Linked DNA regions of Mus musculus: region 2 is linked to region 1. The links are chromatin loops, found by intact Hi-C in ENCODE. Cell type or tissue: left cerebral cortex. All regions are shown on one strand. Each heading gives the region's core, and the rest is flanking DNA. Links, peaks and the distances in the headings are about the cores only. Region 1 has its middle 68 kb from the start of Lonrf2. Region 2 overlaps Aff3 (AF4/FMR2 family, member 3).

What was found. Hi-C counts contacts between places; a loop is a spot of excess contacts. Peaks named below come from ENCODE experiments on the same cell type or tissue, not always from the same donor. Only the 100,000 strongest peaks of a DNase experiment are listed, where the experiment ranks them.
Region 2: it touches region 1 in a loop (4-fold over the local background); 8 of 42 quality-filtered maps call a loop at or near these places.

Annotation. Positions count from the first base shown.
Region 1 is chr1:38,760,224-38,777,734 of GRCm38, reverse strand. No RefSeq gene overlaps it. Among named protein-coding and RNA genes, the nearest start is that of Lonrf2, 68 kb to the left of the region's middle. In left cerebral cortex, for the core only: CTCF peaks have their summits at 7,670 (motif pointing right) and 9,669 (motif pointing right); DNase peaks (open chromatin) are centred at 7,669 and 9,705.
Region 2 is chr1:38,320,969-38,328,968 of GRCm38, reverse strand. The region is part of intron 7 of Aff3 (AF4/FMR2 family, member 3); the gene reads left to right. Among named protein-coding and RNA genes, the nearest start is that of Gm16150, 110 kb to the right of the region's middle. In left cerebral cortex, for the core only: no CTCF peak of the experiment used is centred there; a DNase peak (open chromatin) is centred at 4,543.

The sequences.
Region 1 (17,511 bases), core at 4,074-12,073:
GAGTCCACTTCAGCCATTACTTCCACTCAGCAAAAATAGCCTCGGGACCAGTTTCTTTCCTCTCGTCAAATGAGTCTTTGTGGGTTTGTGGCTTTTCCCACGTCAGAGTGTGAGCAGAGCTCTCACTTCTGGCTTCTTGTTTTCACTAGATAGCTGAGGTGCCCCAAGAAAGAGGGGTGGCTGTCTGTCCCAGGTGCTTGAGAGCCACATCTGGGCCTAGGCCCTTCTCTTATGGCTACTGTATTAAGGCCTCCCGTGTGAAGTCCTGCCTGCGTGGGTGGGATAGTGACCATGTGTCTGTGACCCTGAGCTGCTCAGTGTGCCACTCAAAGAGTGTGCAAGTAGAGCTAGTGGGTGCTGCTACAGTGTCTGGGCAGCTGGAAGACCTGGAGATAAGGACTTTGTTTCTTCCCCCTGGGACCCCAAACCAGGCTGGAACTGCTTTGGGCTTGTCATGGTGTCGGCAAAAGGCTAGCAGGATGGTTAGCATGTCCTCAAAGCTCTGCTGTTTTTCAGCTAGAGGAGAAGCAAGCCCAACAGAGAGCAGTTGGAGCTACCACAGTGGTAACTGACACTCACCTCTGTCTCCCAGCCACATCCCAGGTCACCATGCCCGTCTGGAACCCATGGCAATGTGACTGTCACACAGTGTGTGTCTGAGCTTCTGAGCAGGGAGAAGCCTGTTGACAGTGACACTCTGTGAATCTGCTTTGTCTCCAAGGGATAATTAGCCGGGGTTGGTATGATATCAGGAAAATTTTAATTATTGTGATGAGGTAACCGCAGTCTGGGAATTTGTGGGGCCATCATTGATGGTGACAGGAAAAATATTTGCTGCTTTGTGCTACACCCAGGGTTTCAGGAAATGGGGGAAAATGGGACTTGACAATGCGTGACAGCAGGAGCCCCTTTTCAGGAGATGGCAATCTCATTTTGGGGGTACAGTGGCTGTTGAGGTACTTGCCAAGGTTCTGTGTGGAATGGGGAAGGAAGTGTGTGTTTAAGTGGTTGTCGGTTCCATTCTAAACTCACTCTCCCTCACACTCATCCACCCACTCACACATCCTATCCACACACACAACTCCCACATCTTATCCACACACACGAAATCAAATCCACACACTCACACATCCTATCCACACACAGTAACTCACAACCACACACTCACACATCCTATCCACACACACTCATACCCCCACACACTAACTCACACATCTAAACATAGTAACTCACACACACACACTTATACATCTTATCCACACACACTAACTCACATCCAGATGTTCATATGCTGATTTTCATACACATACGTACTACCAACATCCTCATGAACAGTTGTTCATACCTCAGAACTGAGGTGCACACTCATGTGTGTATGCACATGCACACACAGTCACATTTATTCACCCACCCTACTTCTCACATATATGCACAAACACATACACGGTTCAAAACAAGTAAGGCCTCTCACATTGGTCCCAGAATGAAGTGGTCACTTCAGTGCTTTGATGTATGTATTGGGTTAGATCCTCAGCTGGTCTTGGTACTTTGAGAGAGTGAACTCTCTACTTTCTATGTTCTCTGGGTGCTAAGAGGACTGAGCTCTGGGAGAAGTTGGCATTACGGCATCCTTTCTGCCAATATTTAAACTACACTAAGCATTGTAAGGAACAATAAATAGATATTCCTTCATAAAAGTCAATTTTTATTGAATGTGTGTGAAAATGTACGTGTGTGTCCTATCTGTAAGTAGTTCATGGCAGCTGCAGCTGGTGGAGTCCTGTGCTGTGCTGAGCATGGCAAACCACAAAAAGCTAGCTGTCAATCAAGTTAGCTCTCATGGGCACCAAGGCCAAGGAAGACTGTGACTTAACTCACTGGTTCCTAATCTTTGTCGTGTATTAGAATGCGATGTCATGGTGTCTAACTAAGCACCAAAATCTGAGTTCTAATCCCTTGTGTCTTTTAAAAAGAGGAATCCAGGACTGGAGAGATGGCTTAGAGGTTAAGAGCACCGACTGCTCTTCCGAAGGTCCTGAGTTCAAATCCCAGCAACCACATGGTAGCTCACAACCATCTGTAATGGGATCTTACACCCTCTTCTGGTGCTTCTGAAGACAGCTACAGTGTACTAGATATAATAATAAATAAATTAAAAAAAGGGAATCCAGGGCTTCTTATAGCAATGGTTGAGTCTAGAGTTGGGACAAGGGGTAAGCAAGATGAACTTGGAGTGTTGTGTGGTGAAGAAGAAGGATGCATCCAAAGAACATAAAGACAAGGATGTACCAAAGCAACAAAGTTGACAACTGCATGAGTTCCCAGTGGTGAGAGCTAGGATACGTTGAACATTGTAGCAACCTACTATAGGGTTTATACACTTTATAACCCAGTGTATAAATATCCATGAGTCCATGCTGATACAACCAAATGGTTGAATAGAATAAACGGGTAAGAAGAGGAAAAAATCCTAGATAATGAATTCTAGATAATGCATGTAGCTGTTCCTGCTTCACTATGTGTGGGCTGTGGTTAGCAAATTCCTGTGGTTCTTTGGATAAAGATGACTCCCATAGACTGAGATGTTTGAGGGCTTAGTCCCCAGCTGGTGGCACTGTTTGGGAAGATTTAAGAGGCGGGGCCTTGCTGGAAGAAGCATGTCATTTGAGGTGGGCCCTGAGGTTTCAAACTCACTTTCCACTCCTAGTTTGCTCCTTCTGCTTCCTGCTTTAGTTTAAGATGTGAGGGTCTCTGCTTCTACACTTGCCATCATGTCTGCTACTTGCTGCTGTGCTGTAGCTCCTGACCATGATGGAGCCGTATCCCTCTGGAAACTTAAGCTAAATAAGTGCTTTCTTATCACAGCGACAGAAAAGTAGCTAGTGTTCTTTCAAAGACTAAGTAAGAGAGAGGAAGACGTAACAACTCTCCAATGTGGAAATTTGGGGAAGCTAACCTCAAGGAATTGGACAAGGCCAAATTATAGACAGTGATGCCATCTGGGTAGTCTGACTCCGTCATTGGTAGTCCTCTCTGCGTCTCCCTTTCACCAGTTCATAACCCCAGTGTAACCATGAGGGAAACACCCAGTAAATCCCAGTTTTGGAGAACAGTCTACAAAACTCCTGACCAGTATCTCTCAAAACTGTCAAGGACAAAAGAAAAAAAAATTACAAAGACCATCAAACCCCTGAAAAGTCTGAGAGTTGTCCCAGTTTGAGAGAGAAATGATTTGCTAGGAATGAAGGAAATGAGAGAAAAGAATGAGCCTTCGTTCATAATAACACATTAGTGCTGGCTCATCAGTTATGACAAAGCAGCTGCGGTCTGTGATGTATTAGTGATAGAGAGAGTAGGGAGGGTGTGGGGACTCATCACTACCTTCTCAGCCTCCCCAGGAGTCTATGGGTATTCTAAAACAAATGACCACCTTTTAAAGACTCAGAATGGGGGACAGAATTGGATCCAGATATTTCTGAGAAGGGTAAATTAGAGAGCCCATAAACCATCTTATACAATCGTGGCTGAGGCAGCACAGATTCTTGGGCCTCTCCAGCTACTTGGCTGTTCCAGACAAGAGGATCCTTTCTCATTACCACGAAAGGACTCTGAGGCCCAGGCTAGGAGGCAGCTGCTGTGTTCCACGTGGTCACATTAGACATAGGATGAATAGCAAGGAGATCTTGGAGGGCTCTGATGACAGGCTCTGACAGAGAGAGAACTCTTTCTGTTCTCATACCTCATTGGCCAGATTTAATCCCGCCTGCAGGAAGTGTGAAGGACAAAGTCTCCTCCAATAGCTCTAACAGCTCCCAGAAGTCAGTGGCCAGGAATCAGCAGCAAGGATAGAAACAAAGACGAGTGGTGCCAGCTGAGCTCCAGCCCTGTCCCCACAGCTTCATGATGGAAAACGGCCGTCCCAGTGGCCAGATCAGAACTCCATTCTCAGAATCCCTCCCATGTAGCTGCTCTTTTGCTACTTTGTAGGGTCTTCTTTCTCCCACTGTTCCCTCTCCCATTTTCTTCCACCCTTTCAAACCTGTAACACTAGACAGGAGAGTAAAAAAGAATAGAGGGGGAAGGGGTAACGTTATAGTTAGACTACTTCCTGCTGATTAGGGTCACCAGGTTCCTCAGGGCAAGTTTGATGTTTGCTGTCAGAATATCTAATTTCTTCTTATCGTTGTTTCTTTTTTTGGATCATAACTACTTAACAAACCATAACCAACAACAACCAACAACAAACCACAAATAGCCTACCATGCCTCTCAGGTATGCCTCTATTTATGCTCTGAACATTCTCCAGAATTCCAAATGTCACACAATCACTATCTGCAGCTGGCAAAGTCATGCCCCTGCTAGAGCATGAGGCAAATCATAGTCAGCTGCTGCAGACAGACAGAAGCAGCCTCACATCCTCACACCTGGGACTAAAATGAAAGCCCATTCCTATTTTTGTGTTTTTAACAAATTCTTACTACACTCCCATGCCCCTTTCCCAGTAGCAGATTCTGACCACATTCCCCGGGATGCATTTTCTTGAAGGTCTGCTCTGTATTCCCTGTGCCTGGGCTCCACGTCCAACCTCCAGGCTGTCAGTGACTACTGAGGAGTCTCCTGACCTTACAGGTGAGTTGAATCTATCACAGCAACTGCTGTCTTATACCTGGGAGACAGGAGTTCCTTCTAGCCACTGCAGAGCGGCCTTGGACAGGATCTGTCCCATCACTAAACACCAAGTCCTCCAAGATGCCCCAGTTTACCCACATGGCTATCAGGCTCCTAAAATGTTAAAGCTTTTCTCTTAAGGATCTGTGTTTTAAAGTGCAGTGTTATCGTCAAGAGGAAGACAAGTAACAAGGCCGAGAGAGATCCGAGGAAGACACAACTTAAATTAGTTCTGATCCTCCTTTCCCCAGGAACTGAACCCCAATATTGACTCAGCTCAATGCAGAAGTTGAACGAAGACCAGACGCTGGATAAATGTCTGGGAAGTGTTGTTGAGTCAAACACCATGGCCTGGGTCTGGAGAAGCTCAGAACATTGCTTGCTGTTCTTTTAGAGGATCTGAGTTCAAGTCTAAGCATCCTGATTGCCCAGCTCATGACCACCCGTGACTCCAGCTCCTGGGATCTGATGTCCTCTTCTAGACTTCATGGGCACCTGCACACACACACACACACAGAGAGAGAGAGAGACAGAGACAGAGACAGAGACAGAGAGACAGAGAGAGACAGAGACAGAGAGAGGCGGGGCTCTAAACACTCACTGGGATTTTCAGAACTCTTACACACCGTGAAGCAGATGCCCTGTGAGAAGTCTCACTGCTCCTTAGGAGGCCAAGGCAGCTGGCAGAAAACAGCATAGCAGGGACATACCATCCATTTTCTGCTAATCCTCCTCGCAAGGGAGTGAAGAAGGCTTTAGAATGCTCCAGCCCCACCACCGTCTACTGTAACTGCAGAGGAGGAGCTGCCCATGGGAGGCTGGCCGACCCATGGGATTATGAAAGGATAACCACTGGCTACTGCTCCAAACCAGAGTAGGAAGGTTGTTTGTATAGCCAGAGGACACTGAAGAAGGAGGTGCACATGTGATGGCTTTTAAAGCAGTCTTAGACTCAGCTTGGCTCAGGCATGGACAGAGGTGAGATTCTTTTTTTCATTATTCCTAACATTTTTTTATTAAAATATAACTTCATTTTTCCTTCTCCCTTCTTCCTCCAGTTTCTGTCCCATGTGCTACCTCTGACCTTCTTGTTCCCTCTCAAAATCTTTTTAAATGTTGTTATTGTGATGTGTGAGTATACACACATATGTATACATACATGTGTGTACATGTACATAAGTATGTTTATGTATGTATGTGTACATACACACATGTATGTGTACATACATGTGTGTATACACACATATGTGTATGTCTTATGTATCTGTGTGTATACATACATATGTGTGTGTCTGTGTGTCTGTTTAAATATATAAATATATCCTTCTGAGTCCATTCAGGCTTGTTTGCATGGACATGGTTTCAGAGCTGATCACATGGTATTGGATAATCAATTGGAAGTCGTCTCCCCCCCCCCCCCCCCCCCCGTTATTCCTTGCTTCTCTTTAGGGTTTTTGTTTGTTTGCTTTGTTTTGTTTTGTTTTTGTCCAGGGGTGGGTGGGCTCCCATGAAGTTTCTATTGGTCTCATTGCTTGTTCGGGTCTTAATTAAGCCGTGGTACTGTTGACATATTTTGGGTGATCAGCTTCCCTGATGTTTTTAGGAGACAAAAACCTCACAGCCATCTTCTGGTCCCCTGGCTCTTACAAACTTTCTTCTCCCTTCCCTCTTCCTCAACAGTCTCTGAGCCTCCGATGCATGCATTTGTACATGTATCCATCGTGGGGGACATAGAGATTTTTTTAATGCACCCACAAATATTACCTGGGGGCAGGGTGGTTGACACACTGTTTGGGATCAGATTCATCACCTCATGCGTGGGCTCCTTGTATTACTTCTGAGAAGAGGCCCCCAGTGTTAGGAGTCTTTAAGAACCTGTGGTTTCAAAGAATGTTTGCAAAGCCACTCATAATTACACTAGGCGGTTGTAAGACACACTCCTGGCTTAGGGCAGAGTTGATTCTTCCAAAGAATCAGGGGAAGTGATAGAATTTAAGAAAAGAAGTGTAGATTTTTCTACTTATCCTATGTTGGCTCATAAAGGTAGCATTTCCCTCTTCAGTGCTCAGGGTAGGATTGACAAACCTCTGGTAAGATTAAATGGGAAGAAAATAAAACCTACATTCCAGAGGGAGCTGCCAGAACACTCATTCACCAGTCTCTTCTGCCCAGATGGCTTTGCCAGATGTGAGGTCGGGCCTTCCCTGGCCTACTTATAGCAAGTAGACCGAGCCTTGCTAAAAGGCACGCTTTGTCTCCAAAGCATAAAGGCCTGCTTGCCTCTCCACACCTAAGCTACCTCTGTCTCCAGAAAGCCAATCATCTTTTTTTCATGCTCTCTATGGTCATGGTCTCCTACATCTCTGGGCTAATTGTGCCCTGTGATGATGAAGGATGTCAATATGGACTTTTCCAGAAGGGAGAGAGGAAGCAGGGAGGTCCCCAGCTTCCCTCAGGTGAACCTGGATGGAGCCTGGAAAGTGAGTTTTCTGCTTAAGGTGAAGTAACTCATGCCTTATACTATCCCAAGCCTAAAGAACCGGGACACATTTGTAAAAAGACTCAGGCTTGCAAGGCATTTGCTTACTTGTGTGCCCCACACCCCAAAAAGCTCTCTGCAGAATAGAGGACACAAGAGTGGATGCCCAAAGGACTCCCCTTCCTTTCTCTTGCCACCTTGTTCTTTACAAAGGGTCACCGTGCTCTGGTTCCTGGGGAGCTGAGCGCATAACCACGCCATCCAAAAGGCTGCGTGGTTCCTTTGTGGCTCATCATTTGAAACAGGAAATAGCTAGGCAGTGAATTTCCCGCAGGGCACTGCCTGGAGAGAGCCAAGCAGCCTGTTCGGCCCTGTGGGGGTCTCCTTTTCAGCTCTGACCTCTTCAGAATACTTTTCTCTACAAAAGGCTGGAACTGAACCTCCTAGCTAGTTTCCATAGCAGGTCAGCCCCAAGCTCAGAATCAGAGCCAGGTCTCAGGGATGATCAGAGCTGGGCAGCCTGTAGGGGGCGCCACATTCCAAACAGAGAAAGGTAGTTTCCAGAGCTTTGAAAGGAGCTAAGCTTTCTCCATCGTCGGGTCAACAAATTTCTGAAGCTCAACTTTGATTCTAGAAATGATTTCTCTATGCAAAATTTTAGGATAGGAAAATCTAGAGAGAAAAAAATGGTCTAGGGGATGGTGGGTTTTCTTCTCCCCATGCAGTTAAAGATGATCCCGTGCTTGATAATGTGAGTAATTAAACATTACTGTTAGAATGTCTCTGTATTGCCTACCAAGTGGGCCCAACTTTCTGACATGATGACAGGATGTTATCTATGTAATATCATGTAATACAGTTGCCAAAAAAATCACATCACAGATACACACACACATCATATATATAAGATGCCATACACACACACACACACACACACACACACACACATACACACACACACACACATATATATCTTACTGGCCATATAGATGGTATACATATCTTATTGGTTTTATATATATATATATATATACACATATATATATATATGTATATATATATATATATATATATATACATACCCTTACATATAACCATATATATAGTATATATACGCATTTCTGTATAGTTGCATTTAAGTTACCCAGATGATAAACTACTCTCATTCTTGAATAGCCATCAAGATTCATCCACTGTTTTCATGGAAATATGTATGAATGGAAGACCTAGAGGCTTGCCCCCCCCACAAATGTCTAGTTTGGGTGCCCATCAAAGCAGAATGAACCCACACCACAGTCATGCTGGCAGGTTCTGCTCTGAGGAGACACCCTCCTAGTTTAGCAGCATTCCGCGTCCATTGCAGGGCAAAGGCTGAGGAGGGTGTAACTTCCTCAGCGATTCGGTGTCCTGTAGAACTGGGGGAGGGACGAAGAACAGGACAGGGATAGTGGCTTCATCACCAGGTAATCTGAAGTACTCCTTGGATTCTAGTAGAATTGTCTGGAATGGAACTTTGGAACCCTTCACCTGAGAATGGGAGACGGCTCACTGAGTCCCCTGCTAGTCTCAGGGTGTGATTGTCATGCACATGAAGATGAAAATCTGTGAGACAGCTCTCATGGACTATCCATACTCAACATCCAGACAGAAAGGTTTGAGGGAGCCGTGATGTGGGCAACACAGTTGGTTCACACTCAACACAATGCTGGTTTCACCGAGCAAAGACCAGGCTTCTGTGTCAGGTCCTGGCTTAGGAGTAAAGCCAGGAAGAACTCAGGGGGTTCACAGAGAGGCCCTAAACCTGTGGGCCTCAGCAGAGAACTGGGTAGTACTCAGATCACAATTTGCCACATGTGGACAGAACACCAGGAATACATTGTAACTTGCAACATTTTAGAACAGTTAGCAAACAGCTGGATGCCCTGTTCTCAGTGAGTTAGGCCAGAGCGTCAGCAAAGCAGGTTTTGTTATGGAGGTCAGCAGAAAAATAATCGGGTTGAGTACAGCAGTATATTCAAAAGTGCATCTCCATCCAATGCTGTGGGTTGGTTTCACTTCAGAAGCAGAATGAGGAGGAAAAAAAACCTTCTTTAGGAACTTTCCAGAGCTTCAGATATGGAGGGCACCGAAGCAATGCTGCTTTTCCCTCCGCGGCAAAAGACAGGCACATGCTCTGCGCACTCTCACATCACCAACACAAAATTTGCATTAAAAAAAAAATCCTGGGGTTTGTTGTTGGTATTTGGCTTCTAAATGGAAGGGAAAAGGCTGGAAAATGGGTAAGAGTTTTCCCAGAAAAACTCAAGCGAGTCACAAGAAAGCAAAAAGGGGGCATGTAGAGGGGATGCATACGGGCGTGTGTGAGGAGGAGGGTCCGTGACACCCTTAACTAGGTCTAAAGAACAAGTTCTTTCACTTGAAGACAAGGCGAGGTAAGGAGAGAGAAGATGCAGAGAAAGTGATCCTGACCCTTTTAAAAAAGAGGAGCCTCGCAGCGGAGGAAGCAAGTTCTTATTCCCCGCCAGTAGAGGGCACTGTCGAGCAGATTTTGGCTGCTGCTTGGCAAGGGGTCTTGCAGGGAGCGGGGCTGGGGCCAGGAGCGGTGATTGCTCAAGTGGATGGAAGGCGTGTTTCTTAGGGTGCCACTCAGAGTGTATGAATACCAGGGGCGGATTTGCATTTTTAAAAACGTTATGCTAATATATTAATATCTCATAGCAACAGAGAAAAGCTGTGGGCCTTCCATGGAGTCCCCGATTCTCTCCACAAACCCTTCTGACAGGTAGCGATTTATATAAAATGCTCGGAGGAGGCTGTAAGAGATTGTGATACATATTTCATAATATTTTCTAGCACAGCACTTGATCTCACGGGCAGATTCATGAAAATGCAGTATTTATTATACAATATCCATGTTTTATTAAACCTGGTTACATAGCAAGGGAGACATTTGTGGCAGAAGCCTCAAGGCTAAGCTGGGGCTTGGAGGGGGGGGGGCACAAACTCCCAAGAGCCCAAGAAAGAAGCCAGATGTTGAATGGTATCGTGGGCCCAGGGCTCTGTCTATAACCTCCCTCCCATAGCCCTGGGGAGGCCCTAGCTACCCTGATGAAAGGAACGGGCTCACCGCTCTCCCACTGGCCACAGAACTGAGCAGAGTATTAATAACACGTTCAAAGACAGAGGCCCTCTATCTTATCAGAAGTAGAAGGGAGTCTAGCTTGTTATCCAGTCTGCCGCCCCCAACTTATCTTTGGAGCCACATGGTAGAATGCATCCTTCAGTCTCCTCAGCACTGCAAGGCTCCCATCCAACCTGCCCTCCTGGAAACCTTAGAAATCTGAGGAGGGTTTGCTTCACACAGGGCGCTGTGGGCCAGGAATCAATCGGTCTGGCTCCCCTCTGATCTCCCAGGGCTGTGCGCATGCGCATGGGGCCCCAGCAGCTGGGGTAACTCTACTCCCACAACCGTTCCTTTCTTTTCCTGGACAAGATTTATACAGCACGGTTTAGTCTTACACAGACCGACATTCCCGAGGGGAGGGGGGCTGAACTCCCATGGACCACGGCCCTTCTGCTCCCTACAAGCCAGCTTGAAGATGGAGGTTTAGATAAAGCTGGGTTGATACTCAAGGAAATGGGATTTTGTATGAGACAAGGACTCACTTTAAATGACTTGATGGATTGTGTTGACCCTTGAGAGCCAGCGACCTTGCTGCCGCTGTCCATTCTTTCCTGATGAGTTGGGTGGACAGTGTCACAGTGTAAGAGGCCCTCTCCCAGAAGACAAGCGAAAGGTCTTGAAGACCTCTTGATAGAGGTGGGGTCATGAATGGTAGCTGTGGAAAGGATGCTGAGAGAGCAAAACAGCAAATATGCATCCTTCGGGGCTTTGTTTGTTTGTTTGTTTGTTGTTTTTATTTTGTTGGTGAGGGGATTGGCCAGAGGCGTTTCCCAGAAATCAGCCACACACACTGGAGAAGCAGCTGTGCCTTTTCAACTCCGGAGTGTGTGTGTGTGTGTGTGTGTGTGTGTGTGTGTGTGTGTGTGTATGTGTAGGGTGTGCTGAGCCCACAGTGTCTGCCTTTTACTTACCTGAGATGCCAGCTCCAGACAGTCTTGGCCTGGAGGCTGATCTGAATAGTAATCAGTCTCTCCTGTCTCCCTCGCTGTACAAGAACCCAGGACACTAATAGCATCCCCAGGGAGTGCTGCTACTGGGAAGTGTCTGCTGGGTCTGTGGTGTCTGCGGCTGGGGCTCTCAGCTCACCTCATTCATCCTCCTGTGCAGCAGCTAGGATGAAAAGGATTTTCAACTTAGTTGGCAGCTTCATTAAAAGAAAAAAGGAAAGGAAGGAAGGAAGAGAAAAAGGAAGGAAGGAAGGAAGGAAGGAAGGAAGGAAGGAAGGAAGGAAGAAAGAAAGAAAGAAAGAAAGAAAGAAAGAAAGAAAGAAAGAAAGAAAGGAAGAAAGAAAGGAAGGAAGGAAGAAAGAAAAAAGAAGCGCTTGATTCTGTTGGTGCTAGTGGTATAACATTTATGTCTTATACAATTACTCAAAATCACTTTTGATAGACTCTCCATTTTATTTTGTTTGCTTTCAAACTCATTCTAGAAAAATGACTGAAGTCTACTGACATGTAACTCAGCACCTCAAGAAACTGTAACAATAGCCCAGTAGCCACTCCAAGTCTGTGTGTGACGGCCTTGCTTGCGTTGAGAGAAGCCATTTCCCACACAGATATCCCAAGTCTTGGGATATTCAAAAGGAGGTTTGGATACTCATAAAATGGGACGGAACATCCTTTCGCTGACTGGGCATTTGTACAGCTAGATATAACAGTCCCTATCCTGCTGCTGTGGCGTCACACACATTTAATCCCAGCACTTGGGAGGCAGAGTCGGGCTGATTTTTGTGAGTACCAGGCCAACCTGATCTATGAAATAAGATCCAGGACAGCCAGGGCTAAACAGAAAAATCCTGTCTCCTGTCTCCTGTCTCCTGTCTCCTGTCTCCTGTCTCCTGTCTCCTGTCTCCTGTCTCCTGTCTCCTGTCTCCTGTCTCCTGTCTCCTGTCTCCTGTCTCCTGTCTCCAAAACCAAACCACCAACACCACCACCACCACCACCAACAACAACAAAGAAACCCCAAAAGCCAAGGCTGCGCCCCCAGGGGTATTTTCTCAGGTTAAGATTCTCAATGGCTTCAGCCTAGGGTTTCTTTGGGCCCTGCAGGCTGGGACACAGCATAGGAAGACTGTGGCAAGAGAAGCGGGCTTTGGCTTGCTGGAGCTCAGGAATCCCTGTGGACTTCCTGTCTGCCCCACATCTGTCCCCTGACCTTCTGAGAGGCCACAGATCATTGCTTCAGGGTCTCCTGGAGAGGTTTCCATTCCCACAACTAAATCTATTCTATCAGAGTGTTTCCTTTGCCAAAGTCTAATTGATGTCCATTACGTCAGAGGGAATGCTATGACTTTAGTCAAAAGCAGTAAACTAGAAAAGACGGGCTGCATTACAGCCTTTCACTGTGTCCCGGGGCATAGACCCACAGGAAAGGCCCACCAAAACCAGATTGGGAAGATAGCTTTGTGCTATTTTACCACAAGGAGACATTCGCACACAAGGGCAAAGGCCCTACAAGCCGCACCAAATGGAGTCCACGGCCGCTCTTTTCTTCAGGAGCTTTGTCCTCACGGGCCTTAGGCTATTGGGGTGACGCGAGAGAAAAACTTCAGATATGGAATTCATGTTTCTGCTTCCACCCAGCACAGTACATATCAAATTACAGAGAAATCAGAATGTCTGCAGATAAAATTAGAGTGCAGAGTTTAATCAAGTCATCAGAGTAAATTGCCACGAAATGGGGAATGTTCTCATGGCCCTAATTCTGAACGCGTTCCTTAAACAAAGGACATCATGCTTTGATTCTATTTGTTCAGAGGCCTGTATTCTACTAATGCATGTTTTTCCAATATGATTTAGAACACAGGAGTGGTAAGTGAAAGTTAGGTCATTTTGTCAGATACGTTGATTTTCCAGCTGGCAATTACAGAGCTGAATAAGGCACGGCTCAATGTAACCGATACGCATTTAATCTGGTTACGATCTAGTATTTGGGATTTTGTGCTTAGAGTATCAGATCCCTGGGGCTTTGTGCTTATTTAGAGCCTGTCAATTAAGACACAAGTATCTTCCAGGAAGCCTGGAACTGCCTGATTCTCGAAAAGGAGGATAAATGCACAAAGACCCAGGGCTGTTTCAGGCTGGAAGCACGTAAGTCACCTCTTGGTCTATTCATGTAGCTTTACCCCTGAGATCAGAGGCAAACCGTCCAGGACTCCCCAGGCAGAACTTGAAAATGGGCAGTTACATTGGTTTCTGAGGATGGCCATGTTGAATTATCACAGACTGTCTCAGCAATGGGGGTTCATTCCCTCACACTCGGCTGAACATCAAGGCTCTGTTCCATGCTGTTCTCTGTGCCTTGAAGACTGGTGTCTTTATGATCACATGGTGTTAACCTCTGTGAGCGTTCAGATGCCCCCCTTGTATGTATGTATGTATGTATGTATGTATGTATGTATGTATGCATGCATGCATGCATGTAGGTGTATGTGTGTGTGAATGTGCAGGTATGGATGTACATGGATGTACTTGCATGTGGGAGGCAGGGATAACCTAGGCTATGCCACTGTCCTTCGGAATACAGTCTAGCTCGTCTGAGATAGGCTCTCTCATTGGCCCAGAGCTTATCAATAAGCTATGCCAGCTGGCTATCGAGCCATGGGGAGGCTCCTGTCTCTACCTCATCAGCACTGGGATAATAACTGTATGCCACCACACCTGGCTTTTTAAAATCTGGTTTCTGAATCAAATTCATGTGGATGTGCTTGTAACATGCGAGCTGCCCTCCAAGTCCCGAGTGCCCCCTATTTCATGGACAGAGCTCAGCATTGCTGACTGTACCTACACTCAGCCTATTCTAAATGTGCTCACATTATAATGTTATATGGAAAGTTGGTTGGCTTTTTCCTATTGCTACTGTTACTGTAGCCAAATTCTCCAGCCAATCAACCTAGAAAAAAAGAAAAGGGCATTAGTTTCACAGTTTTGAAGTGTTTCAACTCCTGCTAAGTTGATCTAATTGTTTTGGACTGTGGTGGAGAGTGCATGGTGGAGCAGAGATGCTCGCCTCAGGCAAGGAGAGCAAGAAGGCTACTGAAGTCCCACAGTCTGCTCAAAGGAAACTTCCTCCTGCACTTAAAACTTGCCACCAGGCCCCATTCTGTAAAGATTTTCATTGCCTTCTGTCTTAGCTAGGGCTTCTATTGCTGTGATAAAACAGGATGACCAAAAGCACCTTGGGAAGGAGACAGTTTATTTCAGCTTGTTGCACTCAGGTTTCAATCCATCACTGAAGGAAGGCAGGGAAGGAACTTAGGGCAGGAGCCTGAAGGTTAGAGCTGATGCAGAGGCCACTTTGAAACTGGCTTCGCTGGCTTGTGCCTGTGGAGTATGCAGCCCAGGACCACCTGCCCAGCAGTGGTACTACCTATACTGGGCCCTCAAACATCAATAATTAAGAAATTCCTAGGCAAATGGATGGACCTGGAGGGCATCATCCTGAGCGAGGTAACCCAATCACAAAGGAACTCACACAATATGTACTCACTGATAAGTGGATATTAGCCCAAAACTTAGGATACCCAAGTTATAAGATACAATTTGCCAAATGCATGAAACTCTAGAAGAATGAAGACCAAATTGTGGACACTGTGCCCCTTCTTAGAATTGGGAACAAAACACCCATGGAAGGAGTTACAGAGATAAAGTTTGGAGCTGAGAAGAAAGGATGGATCATCTAGAGACTGCCTTATCTAGGGATCCACTCCATAATTAGCTTCCAAACGCTGACACCATTGCATACACTAGCAAGATTTTGCTGAAAGGACCCAGATATAGCTGTCTCTTGTGAGACTAGGCAGGGGCCTAGCAAACACATAAGTGGATGCTCACAGTCAGCTATTGGATGGATCACAGGGCCCCCAACGGAGGAGCTAGAGAAAGTATCCAAGGAGCGAAAGCGATCTGCAACCCTGTAGGTGCAACAACATTATGAACTAACCAGTACCCCGGAACTCTTGACTCTAGCTACATATGTATCAAAAGATGGCCTAGTCGGCCATCACTGGAAAGAGAGGCCCATTGGACACACAAACTTTATATGCCCCAGTACAGGGGAACGCCAGGGCCAAAAAAATGGGAATGAGTGGGTAGGGAAGTGGGGGGGAGGGTATGGGGGACTTTTGGGATAGCATTGGAAATGTAATTGAGGAAAATACATAATAAAAAAAATGGTTACAAAAAAAAAAATAAAAAAAAAAAGAAGAAGATGCCCCCACAGACTTGCCTCCAAAAACCCTATGGAGTCATTTCCTTGCTTGAGGGTCTCTCTTCCCAAATGACTCTAGCTTGTGCCAAGTTGACATAAAACTAGCCAACACACCTTGCAATAATGCCACTGGCCAGGGATCAGGCCTTAAACTACATGAGAATCCCGGGGATATTCCAGATGCAAAGGATTCTGGGTGCAGGGATCGAGTAGACCAGCATACAGCATGGGGCTGAGGGGCTGACCTTCAAGCCATAACACAGTGACGCTTGGACTGCATGGCCTTAGCGAAGGAGGAAGCACCTGAACCCAGCTCCTGCCCTCTGTCTCCTCTCAAGACACCACCTTCCTCCACAGGTTCCTGACACCTTAGAGATGTAACCTTTTTCATCTTTTTTTAAAATTTATTATATGTAAGTACACTGGTGCTATCTTCAGACACCCCAGAAGAAGCATCAGATCTCATTACGGATGGTTGTGAGCCACCATGTGGTTGCTGGGATTTGAACTCAGGACCTTCAGAAGAGCAGTCGGCACTCTTAACCCCTGAGCCATCTCTCCAGCCCCACCTTTTTCATCTTAAAGTAGTTTCACTTTCCAGGCTAGGCAGACATTAACTCCCTCACAGGCGTCAGACTTCCCACCCATCTGTGATGCTCTTGTATCCATAGTTGCAGTTGCGTATAGATCCTGTTACTTTACCAACTATCAGAAGGGAGGTGGGGCTCCTCAACACCCTGCCCCCACACCAACCCTGCAAAAGGACTGAGCAGACCACAAGGAGCAAGAAGGGAGAGGCAGGAAGATGAGGCCAGATTGGCAGGCTGAGCCCTCTGAGTGATGGTCCCACTCACACTCAGTGACTCCTAGCTGAGGGTCTAGCAACCACAGCTGCTCCCTCAGGCACTGAGAGGTGATGGGACATTGTAGTCCTGATGGCTCCCCCATTACCACTAAGGTTTCACATTGACTTTTGAATATCTATTAAGATTAACCTCTTAATGTATTCCAAGGAGCATGGCAGAGAGAGAGAGATGTAGAAATCCTGCTTTGGGCATATCTAACTTTCCGGCCTGATGTGTCATAGGCTCGGCCAGGGGCAGGTGAATGGAGGTGGATTTATGTCTGGTGAGAGCCAAAGGCAAACCTCAAAGGCGGCAATAGTGTAGCAGACAGCTTGGGTTTTAATCCAGACTCCGGTTCTCTCTGGATGGGTGGCATTAGACAAGTTACCTGACCTTCCCACACGAGCAGTGTGCTCACTCTGAGTCCTGTCTATGGATTATTAGGTAGAGAGGTTGTCACAGAGTGTCCAGCAAGCATACAGCCCTGGCTCTAGCAGCACAGGCGACTTCATCTTCCCTCACAGGCTCCAGCAGTCAGGAAAGCCATGAGCTCTGCAAACCCTGTCCCCAAAGCACTCTGAGGCCGTGAACTTGCCTTGGCTACAGTCACTGCATTTACAGTGTGACCCAGTCCAGCCCCCCCACCCCCACCCAGCTCCCCCTGCTTCTGACCTGCGGTGGAGTTCTGCAGGCACCGCCAGGCCTGACTGCACAGCTTCCTGAGCAGCAGGGAGGCCCAGCAGGCGGGAAAATGAGAGGAGTGGAGAGTGAGCACACCTGGCCTGCATCAATGGCCACCTTGTCGAGTGGAGCGGCCCTCTGGGGCGGCTGGCTTGTAGCTGTTTTTCAGTCATCACGTCATTGGGCCAGGGTCTGTTTTTCATACTTTCTGTTAGCACAACTCGCATCCAAAAGAACCCATCTCTGACTGCCCTCCTTTCTAACTGACCAAGCTCCTTCACTACACATCTTTTCTTCCCAGCAACATGTCTGTCTGTCTGTCTGTCTGTCTGTCTGTCTGTCTGTCTGCTTGTCTGTTTGCCTGCCTGTGTGTCTCTTTACCTTTCCCCTGAAATTTGTTTAAATCAAGTAGCAATGGAGAAGCAGAAGGCTGGGATGAGGGAGAG
Region 2 (8,000 bases), core at 1-8,000, 440 kb after region 1:
ACCTGTGGGGACTAGTAAGTCTGCTCCCGTGACAAGTTACTCAATGTTTAATAAGCTTCTGTGTTATAATACTAAGATGTTAAAGGTGCCACTGTATACTCACATTTGAAAGCACATGGTGTAGGTCCCTGTTTTATAAGTTGGGAGCATGCCTGTTCAGATGGCAGCGAATTGATCTTAAGTGCTTCCTCCCCTCCCCTTTGGAATCCTTACTCAATGACCATGACACTACAGAAACGAGACTAAGTCAGCAGCCACCCCGAGTACAGAAAAGAGTGATACCTTGTGAACAGAAAGATGGGCCCCTTCTGACACACAGCCTTAGCAGCCAAATTACAGTTCACACAGAAGAATCAACAGAGAGTACGTGTTGGAATGGGAAAAGAGCCCTTGGGAGCCCCTGGGTGGGCTCTAGGTCTCCATGGAAACACAGTGAAACAGGCATGGGTGGTCATGATGGATACCTGGCCTATTCCACACGTGTCATCCTATATTCCCCAACCGAGCTAGTCACACATAAACTTCCCATTTCATTTTCCTTTCAAAATGCTCAGAAAACCCAAACTACAGTAATATTTGCTTTAAAGATGAACAGTTGGCTAGCTCTCCTAGAAAGAAACAGAGTAGACTCTAAGATGACGCTAGATCCAAGAAGTGGGATTAATCCCGTGATGGGAAAGGGGAGCAACTTTTCTCAGCAAGGTGATTAACCAAAAATTCTGCTCACCCAAAGTAAATTACTCCTACTTTTCTTAGGGAACAAGAAGGGAGGGTATTGGGCTCTCGGCTCATCTACAGGTCTGTCTTCTCTTGTGAAGTTCTTGGCAACATCCCTGTCTTGTACATCAACCCTTCTTTCCCAAGGCACGGGTGTTCTAGAAAGCTCCATCAGTGTTCTGATGCAGAAATGGACACCTCCCTAGAGTTGATCACTGTGTTGCTCAAAAGAGTGAACAGCAGTGAGCCCTGAGAGGAGGCAAGGCCTCAGAGAGCTGTGTCATCCAAGGCAAGGAAATCAGAGGCACAAGTGCAGGAGTCTGCAGGAAGACCTGTGAGCGACGTGGTCATAGAAAAGAGCAAGAGATCACTGTAAAAAACAAGTGGGTGCTGCATAAATGACGGCGAGAGTTAAAAATAGGATCAATAAAAACCAATAAGCAGTGGTTGCAGCCCCAAATCTGGCATATACAATCGAACCCCTCATTGTTTTTTCTGATGCACAGATGGGAAAGATCAAAGAAGGCTAAGAAAACCAAAAATTAAAAAATTCAGCACCAAGGTCCAGTTCATTGGGAACACCAGGAAAAAAGGGTCAAAAAATAAACCTCGACTAAATAGCATCCCCCTCCCCCCTGCAAAAAAATATTTAGTGGTACACAATTTGTGTAAAAAACACTTTGTGTAAAAAACACTTTGTGTAAAAGGGAAATAAACACTGTACACATATTCAGTAAAAACAGAATTCTGACATTAGAATTGTAAAGGCCATAATGTGAGCTATCTTACAGATATAGAAGAAAAGATGGAAGGTAGGGTAAAGAGCAAAAGAAGAAATGTTAAGACACATTTCTATAAATTAAAAAAAAAAATAAATTAAATTTTCCTTGGGGAGGTTTAATATCAGACTGAAAATTGTTGAGAAAAAAAAAATACTAATGAATCAAAACTCTGAACTTGGGGCTAGAGAGATGGTTTAGTGGTTAAGAGCACTGGTTACTCTTCCAGAGGTCCTGAGTGAGTTCAATTCCCAGCAACCACATGGTGGCTCACAACCATCTGTAGTGGGATCTGAGGCCCTCTTCTGTCATGCAGGCATATATGCAAATAGAGCTCTCCTATACATAAATAAATCAATCTTGAGAAAAGAGGAAACTGAACGTAAGAAATTATGAAGAATGCAGCTTAGGGCGGCCAAAAGCAGACCGTGGAATTTAAAAGATGAGGCAGGGAAGATTACCACACACCTGACTGGAATTCCCAAATAGGGAGGGGCACATGGCAGCTGAGAATTATCCACATGGACCTCTAACCCAAAGGTCCATGACGAGGTAAATGGAAAGAAGCCCGCATGTGCACTTCACTGCCAGACACAAAAGAGGGAAAGGTTTGCGTACCCTTTAATACATTTTGTTTATAAGAAAGAAACGCCCAAGCTGATCTCACAAGCGTAGCCATGGAAATCAGCAAACCGTGGACATATAGCTGCAGTTAGCTGAAGGAACTTATTAAATCAACTGAAAACTCTAGGTGGGTAGAGAGAGGGCCTCACAGTTAAGGCTGGGTACCACTCTTGCAGAAGACCAGAGAGCCATTCCAGCTCACAACCCCATGGAATCCCAGGAGATGCAGCACCCTCCTGGCTCCCTGGTGCGGCTGTCCACAGATAGTTAAGTGAAATATTTTATTTCAAAATCCCATGTAACCAAAGGCAAAACTACATGAAATTAATGTTATCATAGTATATGTTTATAATTATCTAATTTTAGAAATTATGTATTTTATATAAAAATTTTACACACCTAGCCTGAGCAGTCCTACCTACAACCATTTATTTAAAAAATTATTTAAAAATTTTATTTAAAAAATGGCTCAGTCATTTTTAAATGTAAAATCATTTTGCACATGCTAAAGCTGGTTGCTTTCTACCAAGGATTCCACCAAACACAGGAATGAGCTGGCACCCACTTTTGGAGATCCTCGTAGGAAGGGCAGCCATTCCCCGTTCGCTAGGGCCAGCATAACCGTGGTATCAAAACTTTACAAGATCCATACAAGAAAGAAAACGTGTAAACCAATTTCTTAATGATCCTAGTACACAAGCATCCTAAGACTATGTTTGCTAATTAAATCTAGCAAAGTATAAAATACATTTCAAAGTGTAATAATTAAGAAGTCCTACTTGTCCTAGTAATTCAAAATCAGATTCTGTTCAAATACTTATGTAATTCTCTGTGGTAATTATGAAAAGAAAATATGTTTAATCTAAGACACTGAGAAAATACTTGATAAAATTCAATATATGTAATTCAAGGAAAAATGTCAATTAAGTTGGGAATGGAAGACCAAGTGTTTCCCAGGAACGGTTACCCAAGGTTGGAAGGAAGAATCTTTATCCGATTCTTTTCAGGTATTTCTCTCACCCTCTAAAGCTTCAGCAAAAGCGCCAGTTCAAATGGGCCCGGTGGGGTAGAATCCTTGATCGCAGCCGTAAACTAAGAAAAGGGAAAAGTGTTCATTAGGGTGCAAATCCCCGAACTTATTTCCCGGAGCGGTGCGATCATCAATATATTGATAGAACACTGAAAACCCCACAGATGGATGATTAGAATTAATTAAGAAGTTTTAACAAACTATTGAGAAACATTACAGGTGACCTAGCATCAGGGATGGGCATTTGAAGGTACAGGTTAGCATTCTTTACACATTGAACTGTAGATTCGGTACAGTGCCCATCAAGTTTCAAACTTCCGCATATATGGAAGTCTGCAAGCTGGGCCTCGAATTTATAGAGCAAAAGATGAGTGTGGTAAGACTTTACAGGCAGAACGAAGTTTGAACCTTGTTGTATCAGTATTGAAAGCAAAGCTTCATAATGAAAGTAGCCAGGGAAGGTGGGTGACGGACCATGAGTCCATGGGAACTGGAGTCCCACTGAGGCTAATACTGTAGGTCAGAAGCTCACAGAACACCTCTGTAGCAAGAGGCTATGCACATCCTGGTGGCCGATTATAAGAAGCCTGCTCTTGAGCGTCAACAGCAAGACTCAGAGGACCATGGAACTGCAGTACAGTTCCATTCGTATAAAGTGAGAAACCGCAATGACCAGGGAATGTGTCCCTGGTGGTCTATCTATCCAGAAAGGAGCAGGAAGGTTGAACTAGAATCTTCTTTCTAGCTACTTGACAGCAGGTCAGGAAAGAGGATTGAACCCACTGGAGGCCCTCTGGAGGATCTAGACCATTCGTTACTGTTTGTTTCCCACCTGGAAGGTGTTTCCATAGTTCATTTTAATTTTTAAAAACTTTTTACTGTTCCCAAATCATTTACCTATGCATTTTATGTGCATTAATTCACATAAATTAAATAAAGTAAATTCACATACTGTTTAGCAATCTTTTAGGAAGATTGGCCTGGCCTTTACTTGAGCATAACTGACCCATGGAGCAGTGGAATGAAAGAGTGACAAGCATTTGGCACAAATTCGCAAGCGTTGACCTCCTTCTGCATGGGTCAGCCCTCACTGCCCTGTTCGTTATTATCTAATACTCATATTAGACTCTAAGTGCTCATGATTGCTTTGTAATTTCTCTAATTGACCTATAAGCAAATCCAATAATTCCTTAATTTGTATTAACAACGGTGGTTTGTTAATGATTATGATTGAACAGAATATGACTATTTTAAATTTTAACAGCGTAAAAGGAGAGATCTAGCTGCTTAGAGCTGAGAAAGAAAGGGAGGGAGGAAAGGAGCCGTGAGTGAGCCTCCTCAATGTGCTTTGTATAAAAACAGAAGCTGAGGAGCTGCGGAGGGGGCTCAGCCGTAAGAACACTTGCTTGTTCCCAGCACCCACGCAGCAGCTAACAACTGTCCTTATCCACTTCCAAGAGAGCTGATGCACTTTTCCCTAGAGCCACCTCACTCCTTTGATGCACAGATGTGCAAGCAGGCAAAACATTCACACACATGAAATAAAAACACAGAATTATTCTTAAAAGAAGCAGATTAGTCAAGAAGTAGAAGATTATGTTCTGTCTTTTCTTTGGAGGAGATAAATCTTTGACTTTGTTTTTAATGTGAGAAATTAAAGATTAAATATACTTACAGTCATGAATACATACACGAAATGCTAAAAGTAAAGACTGAATTAGGGAAAATTACGGAGGGAGAGTTTATTACATGAATGGGAGTAGATGTTATCTAAGGCAGATACATTGTTTAGAGTAGTAATTGCAGGGTAACAAGTAACAGAAGCGGGTGAAGTCACTGCTGCTTGCCCAAATGCACTTGAACTACACGTGACTACAATTGTGGGAAGTGTCACAGGATGGCTGAGTCTTCTTTTGAGAGAAATCTCAGCATACTGCGTGTCTATTGGGGTGGGGGTGCGAACCTTTTCCAGTATTTTAGTAATTTTGGTAACATTTCAGTTAAAAAATTCAAAACCAAGGCACAGTTTATCACAGTCTTGCTAGATGCCGCTCACCCGCTGGCATTTGCTGTATATTGTGCTTTTTCATTATTTTTAAACTTTTCATACAGTGTGTTTTGAGCGTTTTCATCCTGCCCCACCCCCAGTCCTCTCAGACCTTCCCTTCCTCCCTCTCCAGCCGACTACATGTCCAAAATAAAAAGCTAAGACATCAAACCAGAACAACAACAGGGCATAGAAAGCCATGGACTCCACGGGTCGATTTGGTTCCCTTTCCAAACTCTTCTTTGTCAGGAAGGTTGTTCCCATGAAACCCAGCAGGGCACTCGCTATCTCGAAAGGAATGGGAATCAGATTATTTTTTATCTTTACCTCTACCAGGCAGAATACCAGGCACACAGGAGCCCTCAGTGTGTGTAATCACTTATAAAGGAAGCTTTATCATGTTTTAAATGACCCGCTGGGTGATCGATCTGTTTCATGCCTCAACTCTACCCATCTCTATAGTGACTGTACCTTAAAAGTTCTAAGCTGCACTCGGCCCATTTACTTCCATTTTAGTGACTGCATCAGAAGGCATTTGTGACACTGAAAACGTGTATCATACATACATAATATATGATAGGTGGGTGGATCAGTGGAGAAGGAAGGAAGATATATAGAAATGATAGAGAAATAATCTATAGATAACAGATTATAGATAGTAGATTCATAGATAATATCTATAAGTAATAGATACATAGAGATTATCTATAGACATAGATAATCTGTAGATAATAGACTATCTATGTGTATAGATAATCTAGATAATAGAGAGATTATAGTTAATAGATGCATAGATTATAGATAATAGGTAGGTAGATAGATGATAGATGGATGGATGGATAGATAGATAGATAGATAGATAGATAGATAGATGACTCAGTGAATAAAAGTGTTTCTTACCAAGCCTGGTGACCTGTATTCAGTGCCTGAGATCTACCATACAACCGAGATGATAGGAGAGAACCAACTCCCAGAGATTGTCCTCAGACATACTTGCTATGGTATGCATGCCTCACCCTCATGGGGCACACACACACACACACACACACACACACACACACGTGATAGATAGATTAATATCTTTATATACATTTGCATATATCCGGATGCATTTTCACAGATATCTGCACGATGCTTTCTGTGACTCATTTCCCTCTTTCCTCTCTGAAATTCTATTCCCCTGTGCAAAATGACCGACCTGTACATCTTCTGCCTTACTTTTTAATGAGCAATGCAGATTCCCCCCCAAAGAGAGTGGTGGCATCCAAGAGCTAATGTAAGGTGACTCCCATGAGTCCTTTCTGTGGGGCACAAGCAGCCACCTGCAAACTCCTGATCCTGAGGCTTTCTGACTGCCCTTTGTCGCTTTCCCTGGAGGCCTGGTTGAAGCGGTGATGATTCTCAGTAGCTCGTGCCCTGAACATTTCAAATTGACTTCAGAAATTGCATCACCTAAATTCTCAAAGACGTTGGGGGTTTAATTTGCTTGATGCTCCCTCTCCCCCCCCCCCCCAAAAAAAAAAGACAAGAAAAAGAAAAATGAAAAGAAACTGCAATTCCTGTCTCAATCTGGGCCTTGCTTCTCCCCAGAAAGTGCCAGTCCCTTTGGCACCGAGGTTGCCGAGAACACCCACTATCGGACTTCTCCTGTGCATGTCCCATTTGGCCCCATGTTATCTCTCCTATTCGTCCAAACCTCTTCTGTTTGCCCTGTTGCCACAACATAAATGCTGCTAAGAGCAGAGATAATGAGCTGCGGCTTTGTGCCCATGCTGAAGCCAGTCCACAACACCTCCAGTCCCTGGACCCCATGTGCAATCCAACCTGGATCCTCTCAGCCTGGCTCCTTGGCAGGATTATTGGTCAAGGTAAAACATTCACGGAGATGCCCGATCGAGGTCTTTCTTTATCTTCTAATGATTCCCTGTTTTCTGACTGGAACAGTTGGGAATGTTTACTGTCTAGTACTGCTGATCCTGTCTGATATCCTCCACTGTGATGGTGCCTCAGTGTTACTGTTGGCAGCTGTTCCCTGGGAACAGTAACCCATTTCTCTAAACTTGGGGGAGGGAGGAGAGTCCATGTATATAAGCATTAAACCTTTAATTCTATCTTACATAACACAGGTGCCACGGTTGTATTTTGGGATTTTGGCAGGAATGGTGGTGGTTCTGGGAATAGGAATCTGGAAAGGGCTAAATTAGGTTGTTTTCCAGCATACAGGCCCCTTGACCAGTCCTTACATGTCTCCTAAATGAGCATACCACAGTTCCGCCCAGAAGATGCAATGTAATGTAAAACTCGGTGTGTTAGAGCAAGCCAGTCTGTCGTGTTTGCTTTTATCTGAACATGTTTCACCTGGGTTGGGCACCAACTAGTCACGTAGGTATTGTGGCTTTTTTTTTCCTTCTTAATGAATGGGATTTGGACTGAGTGGCTGGCTGCCTCTTCTGAGTGTTCTAGCACAATATAGACACCACAGTTAAATCTGAGCTTTGTGTATATAACTTGTCTTTTCTTCCTCAAAATTGTTTAATCTCCTTCAAGCAGCTACAGAGTAGGCTTTTGAGCTCAGTTTGGACAGATAAGTTCATTGTGTATTCCAGAAGGTTGTTCCCAAAGCGATATGACCACAAGCCAGGGTGGATAGAAGACAAGTGATATCACCGTCCAGTGTTTGGGTAGAAGGGGCTAAGCAGAAGCAAAGGATGCTGGGAGGTGTTAGGCCTACCATGAATGTAAGGAAGCTTAGCTGCTGCCACTGGCTTATCTCCTGCACCTCAACCCTTCCTGTTGGGTTGGC